Linked DNA regions of Homo sapiens: region 1 is linked to region 2. Evidence: read pairs that join two places in POLR2A ChIA-PET (ENCODE). Cell type or tissue: MCF 10A. All regions are shown on one strand.

Region 1 (8,000 bases), 150 kb before region 2:
CAGTTATCTTTTTTAAAAAAATCCTACCACTTGGAGATACCTTATATTAAAAAATGCTACATTCTTCTCCTTTTCTTCACTAGCTGTCTTTCGATGAAAACAACGGAGCTAGCTTTGAAACCATGGGATCATATAAAACAAAATCAAGGTGCAGTGGCATAGCCCTGTAATTCCAGCTACTTGGGAGGCTGAGGCAGAAGGATCCCTTGAGCCCAGGATCCAGGAGTTCAAGACCAGCCTGGGCAACATAGTGAGACACTATCTATAATAATAATAACCATTAATCAGCTCAAGACAATCCCCACTCCCCACTTCTCCACCCCAGCTGGCATGACCCACTATGAAATGGAAGGAAAGCTATGAAATGTTCCTCTCCCCCATAATGTAAACATATTTTAAAGTGGATTATTATGAAGTAGATTATATTCATCCCACAAAAACAATGTAGCAATGTGGGAGAGGAGCACTATAGCTTTGATGAAGAATTTGGCATCTTTACAGGTATGGCCGAATGTAAACACAGTATATAAAAACCATACGCCTCTTCTGTAATAATTTTAAACCCCATAAAACAGGGATAAATATACATCCATATGAATTACAAGAGAACCCCTACAGTATACACACATCTCATAAAAACCCAACCTTGATTTTTTTAAACTATTGTGTTAGATAATGAATGAATGTTTAGCAGATTATGTTTAGATGGGTTCAACACATTTTCTGAATAAGTCTCAACCTTCAAATATCAGTAACTTTGCTTATTTCTTTATGGCTTACACAGGCCTTTGGGAATGGTTTATTTGGCCCACATTGCTTTTAAGAGTTTTACAAAGCTTTCTGGGGAGATTTACATTGATAGCTTATTATTTTGTATATTTCCTCCTATTTCTGGAGCATCTGCCATGTGCTGCACTAGTGTCCGGGAACGAGGGAAAGGTTTTTGTTGTTCCATGGACCTGGGCCCTGACTGCAACATCATCTGCTGGCTGTATGACCTTCACAGCTTTTCAGTCCCTTCAGCCTCTGTCACCTCATCTGTGAAATAAGGCTGATTCCACTGACTCGGCCAACTAAAAAAAGAACACATACAAACTGTCCAGGATCATACACTGATGTGGATTAGGCAGAGACTAAGTGAAAATATACTCATTTAAAAGAGACTAAGTGAAAATACACTCATTTAAAAAATCAAAATATAGATTTCTAAAATGAGTGTATTTTCACTTAGTTCTTAGGGCAGCCTTGTATCTTGGTGAGCCTGATTTTATAAATTAGGAAATAGGGGTTCTGGCCAGCAAAGAGCTTCCCCAATGCCACAACATTAATGAGTGATAAAGGTAGCACTCCAAACCTATGTCATCCTCTTCCAGATCCAGGGCTCGTGTCCCTCCCCAAAGCCAGGACACATCATTAAGGTTCCTTCTCATGGACATTTAGAGAAAAAAAACTTTTGAATTTGACCTTTCCAACCTCAGTCTCGCATATTTCTTTGTAAAATGAGGTGTGAGGATCCCTCTTGGCTTCAAAATGCTCTGATTCTAACATCTGCTGTTAATGTCTTCTTCGAATCTTAGCATCAAAGGTGGTGGCGGATGCTGGCCAACTTGAAAAAATTATACAAAGGCTTTGATTAACTTCAATGCCCATGGAAAAAGGTAATTCACAGTTAATCACTTAATCTTTGTTGATGGCAATCTTTCTAAAATCTATTAGAGTAGAGAATAATGAGCAGAATCTAACCTGTCTTTGTTATTGCAGGATTTTGGTTGAGTCTGTATTCTCCTTACATTTTAATTCAGGCAAAAAGGGCAGTAAATGCATTTGTCTGAATTGACCCAGCCCTGGAAGGAGATGCTGTCTGTTAGCCTGTTGAATAAACCCAATTTAGACTTTTTTTTTAAGCATTCTTCCCTATCACGTCCTCTCCAATCAAAGAAGAGCAATTCTTGATTGGTAAGGATGCCCAAGCATTCAAGAAATTAGTACACATGGTTTTTATTACGCAAGTATTTATATGGTAACACATGTATCTATCTTTCTTTCTACAAGCCCCAATACAGTTCCCCTGGCAGTTAAGAATTCTGGTAATTTATAATTTATTTATATATCTGAGGCCTTTCTTTACCTTGACCTAATCATTTTTAATTTATGCTTTGAATGCACTTTATATAAGAGGTCAGGGGAGAAGCAGATAGGAAAAGGAGGTATTTTCAGTATTTTTGTACTTTGTAAGTTTTTATTTTTCAGATTTAGAAAAGTAGCCCTTCAGTACATCAGTTCTCCCCTGCAACTGCTCCAAGGCATAACTATCCAGTCCTCCTAGGTCCTGATTTCCCTGCAGCAATACAGGGCAATAACGAAAAAGAGGGCAAGTGCCAGGTGAAGAAGTCATCCAGAGAGGGGACCAAGTGGCCATTCTTTCCAGGTCACTCATCAAGTACTTATTGATTGCCTGTGATGTGTCAGGCACCGTCCTAGTCACCAAGGGTAAAAATTCTTACCCTGATGGAATTTATATTTTAGTATGGAAGTGGGTAAGACAAACGACACATAAGAAGCACATAATTTGTCAGTAGAAATTGTGTTAAGGAAAATAAAGCAGGGCATGAGGATGTGGGGACAGTGAGTAGGAGTGCTGGTCAGACAGGGTGGTGGGGCAGGACTCTAATAATGGAAACCTGTGGGGCTGAGAGAAGTTCGGAAGTTAACCATGCAGATATCTGAGAGAAGCACGTCCCAGGCAGGGGACACAGCAAAGGCCAATGGCTGGAAAATGCTTGGTATGAAGCAGAAGAAGCAAGGCCAGTCTGGCAGAGCTAAATGAGGAGGTGGGGTAAGTAGGAGAAGTGTCTGAGGGTGAGATTTTCGAGGGCGTTGTGGACCATGGCCAGGACTTTGGATTTTATTCCAAGTGACTTGGGAAGTTGGTGGAGGATTTAGAGCAGCTGCTGCTTCTGTTTTAAGCAGTCACTGGGGCTGCTGGATAAGGAATTAACTGGCTCTGGAAACAGGAGACCAGTAGTGAGTCCTACTGCAATAATCCCAGTCATTGATTTTAGTGGCCTGAGCTAGGTGACCAGCATCACATGGGAGAGAAAGTGAAAATGGCTGGCTGTAGAAGGAAGGCTTCTGAAGGGAGACCCCAGGATTTGCTGATGAGAGGATGTGAATGATGAGAGAAAGAGCTATTAAGGATGATGCCAAGAATTCTGGCCTGATTTTGGGGAGAATGCAGATGCCAATTATTTTCCCTTCTCCCATGTTCAGAGTGAATCACTTATCTCATAAACACATGGCCTCTTGCAAAAAATTAAAAAACAAAAACACATTAAGTGCTGACTTGACCTAGAAATGGAGAAAACCACAAAGCAATGGTTTAGTTGTCTCATATTTGATTTATTGCTGGTTTTATTTGAACGGCTTGAATTTACCCTTTGAGTGTCTTTAAGAATTTACCCTTTGACAGTATCTTTACTTATTTAATCAGTAATAAATAACTCTGCTAACTAGTAGATACAAGGACTATGCAGAGGTGACATGAGTGTGCAAGGAGGAAGTGATGGGTGTGGCAAGTATAAGCCTGTCCAAGAATGTATGGACTCAGAGTCCTCCAATAAATAACAGAAAAGGAAGAAAGGCTGAGCCTGTAGAGCAAAAGAAAAGATCTTCATTTCAATCTCTTACATTTTAGTAACTTTTAATAACTGCACTCAGCTTTTCTGACACTGTCAAGGGTATGCAGGTGGGTGGGTAAATGGTTAAAATGAACAATGATCTGGACAACTAAAGTTTCATGTAATTAGGAAAAGCTACTTTTAGACTGTAGCTTAATTGCATATCCTTTCAACACCAAACCTTTCCCAAAGGTATGAAAAAAGGAACATAGCCAACTGAAATAAGTTTTCTGACCCATCTATTCCCTTGATGCAGCTCAAAACCAGTGTGTTAGCTCTGCCAGGCAGCAGGAGGACGCAGCAAGCAGGGAATCACCTGCCAGAGGATACTTAGTCCCTGAACAGTAAGGAAAGAAGGGAAGTCCTTCCTCTCTGAATTCTTCCTTTTGTGAGTTTATGTAGAAAGCCAAGGTTGAAACCGATTTTTTGGCACAAAGGAAACCTCTGAGAAGGTGGAAGAGCCAGAGGGTCAGAACCTAGGACAGGAATGTCTATGACTCACTCCTGATCGGTCCTCTTTCACAAAGGCCACACCCCTGCCTACCACAGGAGTGGAGAACAAAGTCCTATGTGAGTCTGGAGAGATTTTGCATGGTGAGAACGAACAGCATACACAAAGGGCTGCTTTGTGTATACTGTACTCCAGTAGCTCTGAGCATAGTCACTGAGTCCACACAAGAGACCCCACAGAGAGTAAGGGGAAAAGGAGGCAGGGATGGAAACAGAGGGGCTGGGTTCTAGCATTTGCTGAGGGGCACCGGGAAGCTCAAATCCTCTAGGCCTTGGTTTTCTCGCCTGTAACTGATCCCTGCCTCACCTTCCACAGAGCGCCGTTTTGGAGATCAAGTAAGATCATGAATGCACGGAGCACTCTACAAATCTAATACTTGTTCTAAGAAAAATTTTTAACAAGAAATGCTTTCTCTGATTTCTGACCACATGAATCATTTTGATGTTGTGGTTTTGGGTCTTTTAGACGAGAAACAATACAGAGAGGCAAGCTTCGACAGAGTCGAACTCTCAAGCAGCAATGACTTCCACTTGCCTGGCTGCTCACCACCTCGAACATCCACATGCCCAGCAAATCCACAAGACAACAAAATCAAGGGGCTTGGAAGAGAGGCAGCCATCACTTTCCAACTCAGACTGTTGTCTAGAAAACTCAGAAGAAAAGCCAAGCTGTTTCTTGCCAGGTCCTTAAGCTTGGAGATACAATTTCCATCATTATCCTCCTTAGAAAAAAATTCCACCCAAAAATATTAATTCGGGGGGCTTGCCCAGTTTATTATACTAGTCATCCAGAAACCTGTACTCATTGTAGAGAGGCACAAGAAAACAAACCTCTAAGCCATGAGAGCTTATCAATGACACATAATGGACAAGGGCGGAGTCATGCTGTCTCCATCAAGGTAGACTGTCTCCTGGGCTGGAGGCAGAAAGAGCCATACCAGGTACCAGCAGGAAACAGAATAAATGCTCTGGCACTCTCTTCAGATGTGTTAAATTAGAATAGACAGCATTGGGAGAGGGAAAGAGGGGTACTGAGCTGATAGGCTCCTGCTGGCCAGGGAAAGGGAGGCCCTGGCCCTACACCCTTCCCACTTCTAGGGCAGAGGACTGCCTGGTGTACTGAATCACATAGCTGCATCTTCACACTGTATGCTCACTTAGGATTCTCATTGGCTTCCCAAGTAATCTGCCTATGGGAAAATCATACCTAGTCACACTGGACAATGCTTTCTGATCCCCATAGCAGGTCTATTTTTCACAGTAAATGCATTTAGTAGCATTCTAGTTTATATACATCAGTCTCTTGTAAGCTTAGTGTGAATTTATCCCTGAGAGACTCATCCATTCTTAGGTATATTAAAATAACCAACTATCTGCAGCCATCAGGCTAAATTCCAGACAGATGAAGCAGCTCCATGATGATCAGGACTGGTGGTATGACCATGGTGAAGCCAGCTGTGAGAACTCCTGGCTGCCTGACAGCCATTTTCTGTCAGAGACTCACCAGCGACATCAAGTCCCCTTCAAACTACTTGTACTAGAAGTGGAGATATAGCATATCTTATTTGAACATAAGAAAGTATATATTATAGATATATGCCTTTCTAGTTTTCTTTCATCAAGTCATTCCTCAGCCTCCTCTCTGCCTTGTCAACACTCCTCTTACTATTCTTTTCCCTTTTTTTTTGAAATGGAGTCTTGCTCTGTTGCCCAGGCTGGAGTGCAGTGGTGCGATCTCGGCTCACCGCATCCTCCACCTCCCAGGTTCAAGTGATTCTCCTGCCTCAGCCTCCTGAGTAACTGGGATTATAGGCATGTGACACCACACCTGGCTAATTTTTTGTATTCTTAGTAGAGATGGGGTTTCACCATGTTAGCCAGGCTTGTCTCGAACTCCTGACCTCAAGTGATTCACCTACCTCAGCCTTCCAAACTCTTACTATTCTTAACACTTTATATTAAAAGGCATTGTAGGCCAGGCGTGGTGGTTCATGCCTGTAATCCCAGCACTTTGGGAGGCCAAGGCGGGCGGATCCCATGAGGTCAGTTTGCGACCAGCCCGGCCAATATGGTGAAATGCCATCTCTATTAAAAATACAAAACTTAGCTGGGCATGGTGGCACAAGCCTGTAGTCCCAGCTACTCGGGAGGCTGAGGTGCGAGGATCACTTGAACTGGGAGGCAGAGGTTGCAGTAAGCCGAGATTGTGCCACTGCCCTCCAGCCTGGGCGACAAAGTGAGACTCTGTCTGAAAAAAAAAAAAAAAGAAAAAAAAAAAAAAGGCATCGTAGAAGTTCCCACTAAATATAAGAGCAATAGCCATTTACTGAATATTTCCATCAGTGTATTATTTTGTTTAAGCCTTACTACAACCTATTAGTCAAACATTATCATTCCTAATTTACAGATTTTTTTTTTTTTAAAAAGGAAGGCTCAGAAAGTTGAAGGAACTTACATAAGGTCACACATGGAGCAAATTGTGGAGTTAAGATTTGAAGCAGGCAGGTCTGTACATCCTACACCCAGCACATTCTAAACTACTAACAATAACCAGTTCTCTTTCTTGCTTATTTCATGGAACTAAATGCTGAGTTATGTAACCCTCTTTCTGTCTTTGTGCACATGTGCCCAGGAGCTCTGATTTCTCCCCCACTGTGCCACCATGGGAAATACACAAACAGATCTTGAATTTGGCCCTGTCCCACCAGGGCTCAGAGGACTGAAGCTCAACTTTACACAGCTCATGTTACTATTCTTTTCTTATAGCTATTCATCCTGTCCTGATTGTCTGCTGTAGTTTGAGGCTATTTTTGGCCTTTATTTTTTCACAAGAGTGCATATGATACCATGGAAACCAAATTATATTTTCATTTATTCTCATTCTATTTTAGGTTCAGTATTTAAATAACCCAGATGAATTCTGAATCACACAGATTATCTTATCCCCTTTAACTACTGATTTAACTCCCTACTTCCCCAGTGTTAGTCCATGTTTAATTTCTTGTTTTAGCTTCTAACTGGCAAGCTACTGACAGTGTGCTTTGGGTTACTGTATATTCACTTTCCTTTGAGTTCCAGAGAACACTCCTTATCATTTACAGTTAAGATAAGCACTATCATCATAAGTCTCTCAGCCAACCCACGCTTCCCCTCCTCTCCCTGTAGTGCAAATCCATTGATAAAGAGAGCAGCAAGATAAAAGAATATTTTAGCAATCCACCCCCCTTCTCCTCAGTTCTCTAAGAACTAGGGGGTGAGAAATGTACAGAAGCAATGATGTCTAATGTCCCTAGGGATTTAGGGATATACAGAGAGTGGACGTGTTTGATTGCTACCTTAACAAGGTGGGAGAGGGTGTATTTTATTTTTTAAATTTGTTATAATTTTAATAAAATTTCTTTCTGCATATCTTAGAGGTTTTTTTTAAAATTTCAATATGTATACACTCTATTTTAGGTAAATAATCCCCTGTTGACAAGCATTTTAGATGTTCCCAACACTCCACCATTATAAACTCTGCTGGCATGCATCAATAATGACAGCAAACACTCATATAACATGTATCTTCATGTCTCAGATGCTGCTCCAAGTGCTTTGCAGACAGTGCCTCATTGAATCATCACAAAACCACGTGAGGTACATATAACTGTCATCCTCTCCACTCTCAAGAGCAAACTAAAGCACAGAGAAGCTATGTAACTTGCCTTGGGTTATCATGCTAGTAAGAGGTAGAACTGAGGTAGGACGGATCCTGGGCTGTCTGAAGCCTGAGTATTACTCTATGCTACTTCTATGGCAAGAGTGTGATGGAAC
Region 2 (8,000 bases):
TTCACCTTTGCTCATCACTCCCCTCTACCTGAAATGTCCTTCTCTCCCATTTCTCTACCTTTTGAAATTGTACCAGGACACTTCAAGGTCCTGCTCTATTAACACCCTTCCCATGAGATCTCTCCTGGTTTATTCTTTGACATTACCCTCCCCAACTCAACGGTTATCATGGAAAAAGTACCCACCCCAGAGAATGATTGTGAGAATTAAATCAGGTGATGTTCTTTCAAAAAGTACAGAGAATAGTGTCTCACTTCCAGCAAATACTTCATTAAGAAACTACCATTATTATTATTTTATGGTCCTCCAATCTTTGTGACTAGTTACCCTTCCCCTACCTACCTCTTGGCTTACCTTCCCCAAGGTACTACAGGCTTCCCCCTTTCTCTCCTGGGACCTGCCCCAAAGGTTCTATAGGTAAAGGCCCCCTTAACTGTCACAATTTTAACTAAACTGCTGACTCCCAGAACTGATCAACAGCTCTGCCCTCTCTCTTGCACTGTTGCTGGACATGTCTGTGCTGATACCACCCATACACTTCAAGCTCAGCATATTCAAAACCAAAAGCACTCTCTTTCTCTAAGATCTACTCATCTTCCTATTTTCCCCAGCAGTAGTCAATGGCACCATAAATAACACAGTCACATACGCCTGAAACTCTGCAGTTACTTTTTGGTTTGCTTTATATATTTACTTGGAGTAATACATTTACTTGGAATAATATTCAAAAGGTATAATTTCAACTTCACACCTATCCTGCCTTCCGTTACCCCTTCCTAGGACAGTCTGATGTTATAGCAACCTCTTGTATAATCTTCAAAAGATATTTTATATTTTTATATATACAGTGAGTACAATTAAATGTTTATCAACCAGCTCTCTGGAAAAACAAAAACAAAAATGTCCTCATGTGTTATGTTTCCTGATTTCCATGGTGTAAATACTCCCACTGTGGCTGGCTTCAAACTACCAACATGAAGTAATCAGCCAAGGGCTTGGGAAGTCACGCACAGTTGGTTCCCACATGCCGGTGTAAACTGGCTTCAGCACACCAGTTTTTTTGTTTTTTTTGAGTCGGAGTCTCCCTCTGTCACCCAGACTGGAGTGCAGTGGCGTGATCTTGGCTCACTGCAGCCACTGCCTCCCGGGTTCCAGCGATTCTCCTGCCTCCACCTCCTGCGTAGCCGGGATTACAGGCACACACCACCACGCCCAGCTAATTTTTTTATTTTTAGTACAGACAGGGTTTCACCATGTTGGCCAGGCTAGTCTTGAACTCCTGACCTCAGGTGATTCGCCCACCTCGGCCTCCCAAAGTGCTAGGATTACAGGTGTGAGCCACGGCGCCAGCCTCAGCCCACCAATTTTATCCATGTGTGCATATATGCATGAATATATGTCCATGTGTATATGCATACTTTCATATAAAATATATATTATATATGGATATTCTATACTTCACTTTTTTCTTAACTTCACAATAAATCTCACATATCATTCCATATCAGAAAATGTAGAGCTGCCTCATTTTTAACGGCTCTATTATTTTTAATTAGTACTTACTGATGAAAATTAAGTTACTTGCAATCTGGTATTTATTCAAATACTCCAAGAAACAATTTTGCATATATATCATTTTGTGAATTTTGCATATCTGTAGGATAAAGTTCTTAGGACTGTTATTGCTGATTCAAAGAGTGCATGCATTTCCAATTTTGACAGATACTGCCAATGGCTCGCTACAGTTTGGACCGATTTACATTTCCATCCACGATGTATGAATACCTGTTTCTTCAAAACTTTGCCAACACTGTTACCACATTTTGTGATGTCTGCCAACCCGATAGGTGAAAAATAGCATCTCAATGAAGTTTTCATTTGCATTTTCTCTTTTTATGAGTGAAGTTAAAGTTTTCATATGTTTATGAGTCATCTGTATGCCATTTCGTGAACTATGTGTTCAAACTCTTTGCCTTTACAGTAACTGGCCTTTCTCGTACTGATTTGTTGGAGTTCTTTATATATTGATAAAAGTAGGTCTTTGTGATATGCATTGCAATTATTTTCCTAAATGTGTTGATTGCCTTTTGACATAGTTTTTAAAAATTGACCCCGCAAAAATGATATGTAATCAATAAATCAATCTTTTATTTTATAGCATCTGGATTTTGTGTCCTATCTAGAAAGGATTTTTCATCTTATTATTAAAAGTGTATTGTATTTTTTTGTATTTCTATTTGTTTTAAAGTTTTGATCCATGTGGAATTTATTTTATTTTTTGCCTGATTTTACCAACACCATTTATTATCCCTTGTGGAATCATCTTTGCCTTCTCCCTCAACCCTACTCCCAACCCCTAGTTCCTAGGGGCTATCATTCTAACTTTCCAGTATTTTGATATTATTTGTCTTTTTTCTCCTCTCACTGTGACCATCCCAGTTCAGGTCTCATCACTTTGTGCCTATACTCCCAGCCTCTGCCCTTCTCTGTCACCACCAAAACACTTTCTGCTAAGATAGCTCTTACCGTGTCACCTCCTTGTTCACTGTTTACAGCATAGTCTTTGGAGTTACTATGGGATTTAGGACTTATACCACTTGGGCCCTAATCTACCTCTCCATTTACTTTTCCCATTACACAGTCCTTCTCTTCATCAAACCGGATAGTCCACCAACTCTTAAAATGTCATGCCTTGTTTCATCCTAGCTAACCTACCACTTCTGCCTAGAATGTCCTTCCTACCTTTCCCTTCGTCCCTTTCTTTTTTTTTTTTTTTTTTTTTTTGAGACGGTGTCTCGCTCTTGTCGTCTAGGGAGTGCAGTGGCACCATCTTGGCTGACTGCAACCTCCACCTCCCCGGTTCAAGCGATTCTTCTGCCTCAGCCTCCGAGTAGCTGAGATTACAGGTGCCCACCATCATGCCCAGCTAATTTTTGTATTTTTAGTAGAGACTTGGTTTCACCACGCGGCCAGGCTGGTCTCGAACTCCTGACCTCAGGTGATCTGCCTGCCTCAGTCTCTCAAAGTGCTGGGATTATAGGCGTGAGCCATCGCACTCAGCCCCTTCATCCCTTTCTTTATCTCAATCCCATGTGCCCTTCAAGATGTGTCTCAAACACTCAACTTCTCTGCAAAAGCATCTCCCTCACTCCTCCTGAGCTCCTATAGCACTTTAATATCTTGTTTATATAAGTAGAGAAAAGATGGATCAATATATAGAGATATAGATACAGATAGATAGATATAAAAAACACAATTGTAGAGAGAAGGAGGAGTGCTATAAACATATATATCCCGAACTGAAGTGAATATTCTTTGAGGTCGGGGCTGTGGCTAATTAACATTTGCCTGCTCCCTACTTCTAGGTAGCACCTTGTACATAATAAATTGTTTTTAATAAAACGAAAATGTCTGGGGCTTAAAACGTTAGTGTGCATCATAATCACCTGAAGGGTTAAAACCAGTTTTCTGGACTCCACCCCCAGAGTTTCCAATTCCATGGGTTTGGGCCCCACCCAAGTTCTGCTAACAAGTTCCTAGATGACACTGATACATCTCCTGGAGTCACACTTTGAAAACCACTGCTTCAGACCGTTCCTCAAACCTCAAAGTAAAAGCCTTTAGAAAACCGGGGCAAAATGTGTCCAAAAGTCTCATGGACAAGAAAATCCTCTCAAACTGGGTGTCACCTAGTTATGTATAGATTTCATCCTGTCTACCCTGTCCAGCTCAAAGAGGCAGTGGCCCAAGGCCCCAGAGGCAGGTACCACAGGAACTACATCCATCCTCTGATCCTCGGACTGCCAGTCCAGTGCTGTTCAGCACACAGAGGGGGTCTCTAATCAAGGGCTTGGCAATAGAGGCCGAAAGACCTGACTGTACCCCAGTTCTGCCACTTGCTGTGTGCGTGATCATAGGAAAACTACTTCGCCCTCTCTAAGCCTGGATAACCAGGGTTCTTTGGGTGGAAGCAACAGAAAACAATTTGGTAAATGAAGCCAAAGAAAATGTATTAGAAAACAAATCAGTTCAAGGAACTAAGAGGAGGCTGGAGAGGCAAGCCCGGGCACAGCTCCGTGGAATGGAAAGCTACACCACAACAAAGCTGTATGCACAGATGGTCTGGCCATGACACATCTCGCAGCAGACTCTCCATGACCCTCCCACACCCAGAGTCCAGAGAGAGGCATGTGACTGACCTGGCTCACAGGGCCACAGCTGAGGGGAATGGGGCCCCTCCTTCTGGTCCCAGCAGACTATATCCAAAGGCAAGAAGTGACTTCTCAAATGGAAATCAGGAAGGGTAAAGGGATGTTGGAAAAACCAAACAGCAAGTGACTGCTCGCTAGCCTCTGTTTTATCAGTGATAAACTGGAATGATAGTAACCACTTCCTAAGTGATAAGATCTAACGAGGTAGCGTAAGTAAAGCACTTAGCCTGGCACATGGAGAGCGCCCAACAGCTACTGGCTGCCACTGTTATCACTGTTATTCATAATTACCTCCACCTTCAAAGGAAGGATGGTTTCCCATTCCCTAATAGCTCCAACAAGCTCCGAAGGAAACCTCAGTTAATTCTATATATGCCAGGAATTTGCATGAAGCAGCCCTACACCTGAGAAAAACCCAAGTGGGCTTCCCTGTATTCTTTTAGGCTTCACATACCCCTAACCCACTTTGCCTCAGATGCCAGACAACTAAGCTACACTAGAATCTAGCCAGCAAGTTATTTTAAGCTACATGCAGGGCTATGCTGGAGGACAGGTTGCTAGATATCATTGCGTTTCTGCTATAAAGGTGTTAAAAACTCAACTTTGGATTCAACTCCCATTAGCAAATAAACAAACCTGTGTGTCGCATCAGAGAGAGAAATTCAAAACCTCAAATCAAAAGAGGAGTTAAGGCCTCCTCCCACTCAGTTCTACATGGCCTCCAGCAATGGCAGAAAGACACAAAAGGGCAGGACTCTGCTCATCTCATCCTCCTTTGAGGATTCCCCAGCCACATTCTCTTTTCTCTTCCTTCAGCAACCTGAATCACAACCTACAGAAAAATGGAACCTTTCTCTCCAGGGTCCCAATTAAAAGCCAGACTCATTCCCTTTGAGCCACATCTCCCCACTGTAATTAATGAATTCTCTGCAACTCTTTAATGTCTATATCCCCTTCTAGTCTGTAAGCTCCTTGAAGGGAGGTTCCACATCTGTTCAATTCATCGCCACATCCCCTGCACCCAGCCTGGTGTCTGGCACATGGCATGTGCTTAATAAATATTTGTGAAACGTATGAGCAAAAATCTTAGCGCATGCTTTAATTCTAGGGAGGCATCTACTTCAAATTTAATAAGAGTTGCTGAGATTAAAAAATATATACATACATAAATATACACACACATATATATACATATATGTAGATTAAAATATATATATTAGCTTTAGCTTCTAAACATTTCAGATGACTGTCCACCACAAATTACTTGGGGAGGGAGAAATATTTGTTTTATAAGATGTAAACTATAATTTTAAAGTTCTTGTAACTATTACAATATTTGATATCAAGACAGGAAACCAGTGTGGGAATCTTTACAAGTACTACATTTTAATACATATTTGGAGAAATGTTACATTGAGGAAAGTATCTGACCCACACAATACTAAAAATAAAGATTTTAGTATTTTAACTGTAGAGGGTAAACAAAATAGCAAACTTTAGTTATAGTAACTGTCAGAGATCCTCTGCCAATCCCACACTGGATTGCTCATTGCAATTTGATTCTGCTCTGCTTTACATTTAAGCTATTTTTTTAACTCAGATCTACTCTCACACAATCTCAGAAATCACAGATGAAAATTCCACTAAGATTGTTCATCCAGCCCACACCCACTCAGAGAACTGGGCTGATTACCTCAGATATTTTTTTCATAAGTAAACACAGACATATAGACAGCAACATAATTTTCATCTAAAGAAACTTTTATGAAAGAAATTTGCTTCTTGGCTTTAAACCCACACAATATTATTATTATTCCCTAAGAATCATATTCCACTCATACTCAAGGGGTCTTGGAGCATCTAGAAACAACCATATTCTGGCTCTCAAACAACAGACTTAGGTAGAGGCAGTTATAAACCAAGTCCAGAGAAAATTCAATTTCAGGGGTACAAACAATGTGGCTAAGAACAAGGAAATTACCAGTGAGTCTTCTGTATTTTTCCAAGATGAAGGAAATATATCACCAACTTCAAAACAAAATCATTTAGATTAATAACTAAAGAAGCAATTCTTCACACTGCTATTCCATTTATTATTATAAAAGAATTTTTAAATGTTCACATAGCTTAAATAAGCCCAGGAATGATATTGGAAGGCTACAGCCTGCCTGCACAAGCTTCTGCAAAGAAGCATCTTTGAAAAAAATCAATATTTCCCAATCCTTTCATACCAGAGGAATCCTTTATAAAAAATATTATACTCCAGACTTTAAAAAAGATGACTTTGATATTTCTAAACTTTTTATGATGAAAAATTTCAAACATGTACAAAAGTATAGCACTGCACTGCCCAGCTGAAATGTAATAGGAGCCATAGATGTAATTTTAATTTCTTAAGTAGACAAAGAGTAAAAGAAAACAAGTTAGTTTTAATTACACAGTATTACAATATATTCAAAATATTATCATTTCAACACGTGATGTTTAAAAATTGAGGTATTTTTACATTATTTTTCATACTAAATCTTTGAAACTCAGTGTATGTGTTATCCTACGGCGCTTCTCAGTAAGGACTAGCCACATTTTAAAGGCTGAATAGCCACATGCGACCAACGGCTGCCTGGCAGACAGCACAGATAGAGAATTCATCACCCAGTTTCAACGATCGTCAGCTCACGGACAGCCTTGTTTCCTCTGTACTCCCTCCTCACCCCCAGATTATTTCAAAGCAAATCCTAAAAACTGTAGCATTGCAGCCATGTTCAAAGTTCCTTGACTCTTTTTAACAGTTCGTTTGTTCAAATCAGTAGGTAAACCATCAACTATGAGGACCTCTTTTTAACGACAACACATTTTGCTGACTGCAACATAATAGGAGTTACACTTTTAGTAAAATGCTGCAGTCATCTGAATGTTTATTACGCATCTATCTTGTGCCAGGTTCTGTTCTAGCCCCAAGATAAAACAGCGAACAGGGCCCAAAGGAACTTCTGGACTACACATTAGGGTCACATTAGAATCAAACTTTTTTAGAAATGCCAGTCCCGTCAGCTAGCAAATAGATAAATAAAACCGTGGTATATACATACAATGGGGTATTACTAGGCAATAAAAAGGAATGAAGTACTGATACATGCTACAACAGAAATTAACCTTGAAAACAACATACTAGGTGAAAGAAGCCAGACACGAAAGGCCACATACTATATGACTCCCCTTATATGAAATGTCTAGAATAGGCAAATCCATACAGGCATAAAGTAAATTAGTGGGTGGGGATTAGGGGAATGGACGGGCAGTATGGGGAATGACTGGTAATGGGTGCAAACTTTTTTAGAGGGTGATAAATGTTTTAAAATTATGGTGATGGTTGCACAACTCTGAATATACTAAAATCCATTAAATTTTGTACCTTTAAACGGATGACTTGTATAATATGTGAATTGTGTCTCAATGGTGAGTGGTGAGCTATGAGTCTAGACAGGGAAGCAGGAGCCAATTCAGAAAGGGTCTTTCAAATCTGCTTTAAAATGTGAAATATTCATTGATCCATAAAATATTCACAAAAATTCCATTTGAATTCCATAACAATTTTAGTACATTTTTAGTAACAGCATTACCGTAGATATGAAAAAATAGTACATAACATAGGCAAAATATTTATTCTACAGACAATGATTACTACATGTGTGAATTTGAGATCTCCTTGCAATATCTCCTTGGTCCAAAGATGAGAGCAACCAGAACAGGTGCTTTTCATGGACTTAACAAGGAATTCTGTTACTTCGA

The links. Peaks named below come from ENCODE experiments on the same cell type or tissue, not always from the same donor. Only the 100,000 strongest peaks of a DNase experiment are listed, where the experiment ranks them.
Region 1: POLR2A ChIA-PET joins it to region 2 with 28 read pairs; 24 of 35 experiments call an interaction of 5 or more read pairs at or near these places.

What each region holds. Positions count from the first base shown.
Region 1 is chr7:24,822,169-24,830,168 of GRCh38, forward strand. The region is part of intron 16 of OSBPL3 (oxysterol binding protein like 3); the gene reads right to left. Among named protein-coding and RNA genes, the nearest start is that of GSDME, 69 kb to the left of the region's middle. RefSeq lists enhancers at 3,884-5,083, 3,970-4,475. In MCF 10A, no CTCF peak of the experiment used is centred here; a DNase peak (open chromatin) is centred at 4,183.
Region 2 is chr7:24,967,344-24,975,343 of GRCh38, forward strand. The region is part of intron 1 of OSBPL3 (oxysterol binding protein like 3); the gene reads right to left. Among named protein-coding and RNA genes, the nearest start is that of OSBPL3, 8.8 kb to the right of the region's middle. RefSeq lists an enhancer at 4,013-4,668. In MCF 10A, no CTCF peak of the experiment used is centred here; a DNase peak (open chromatin) is centred at 4,138.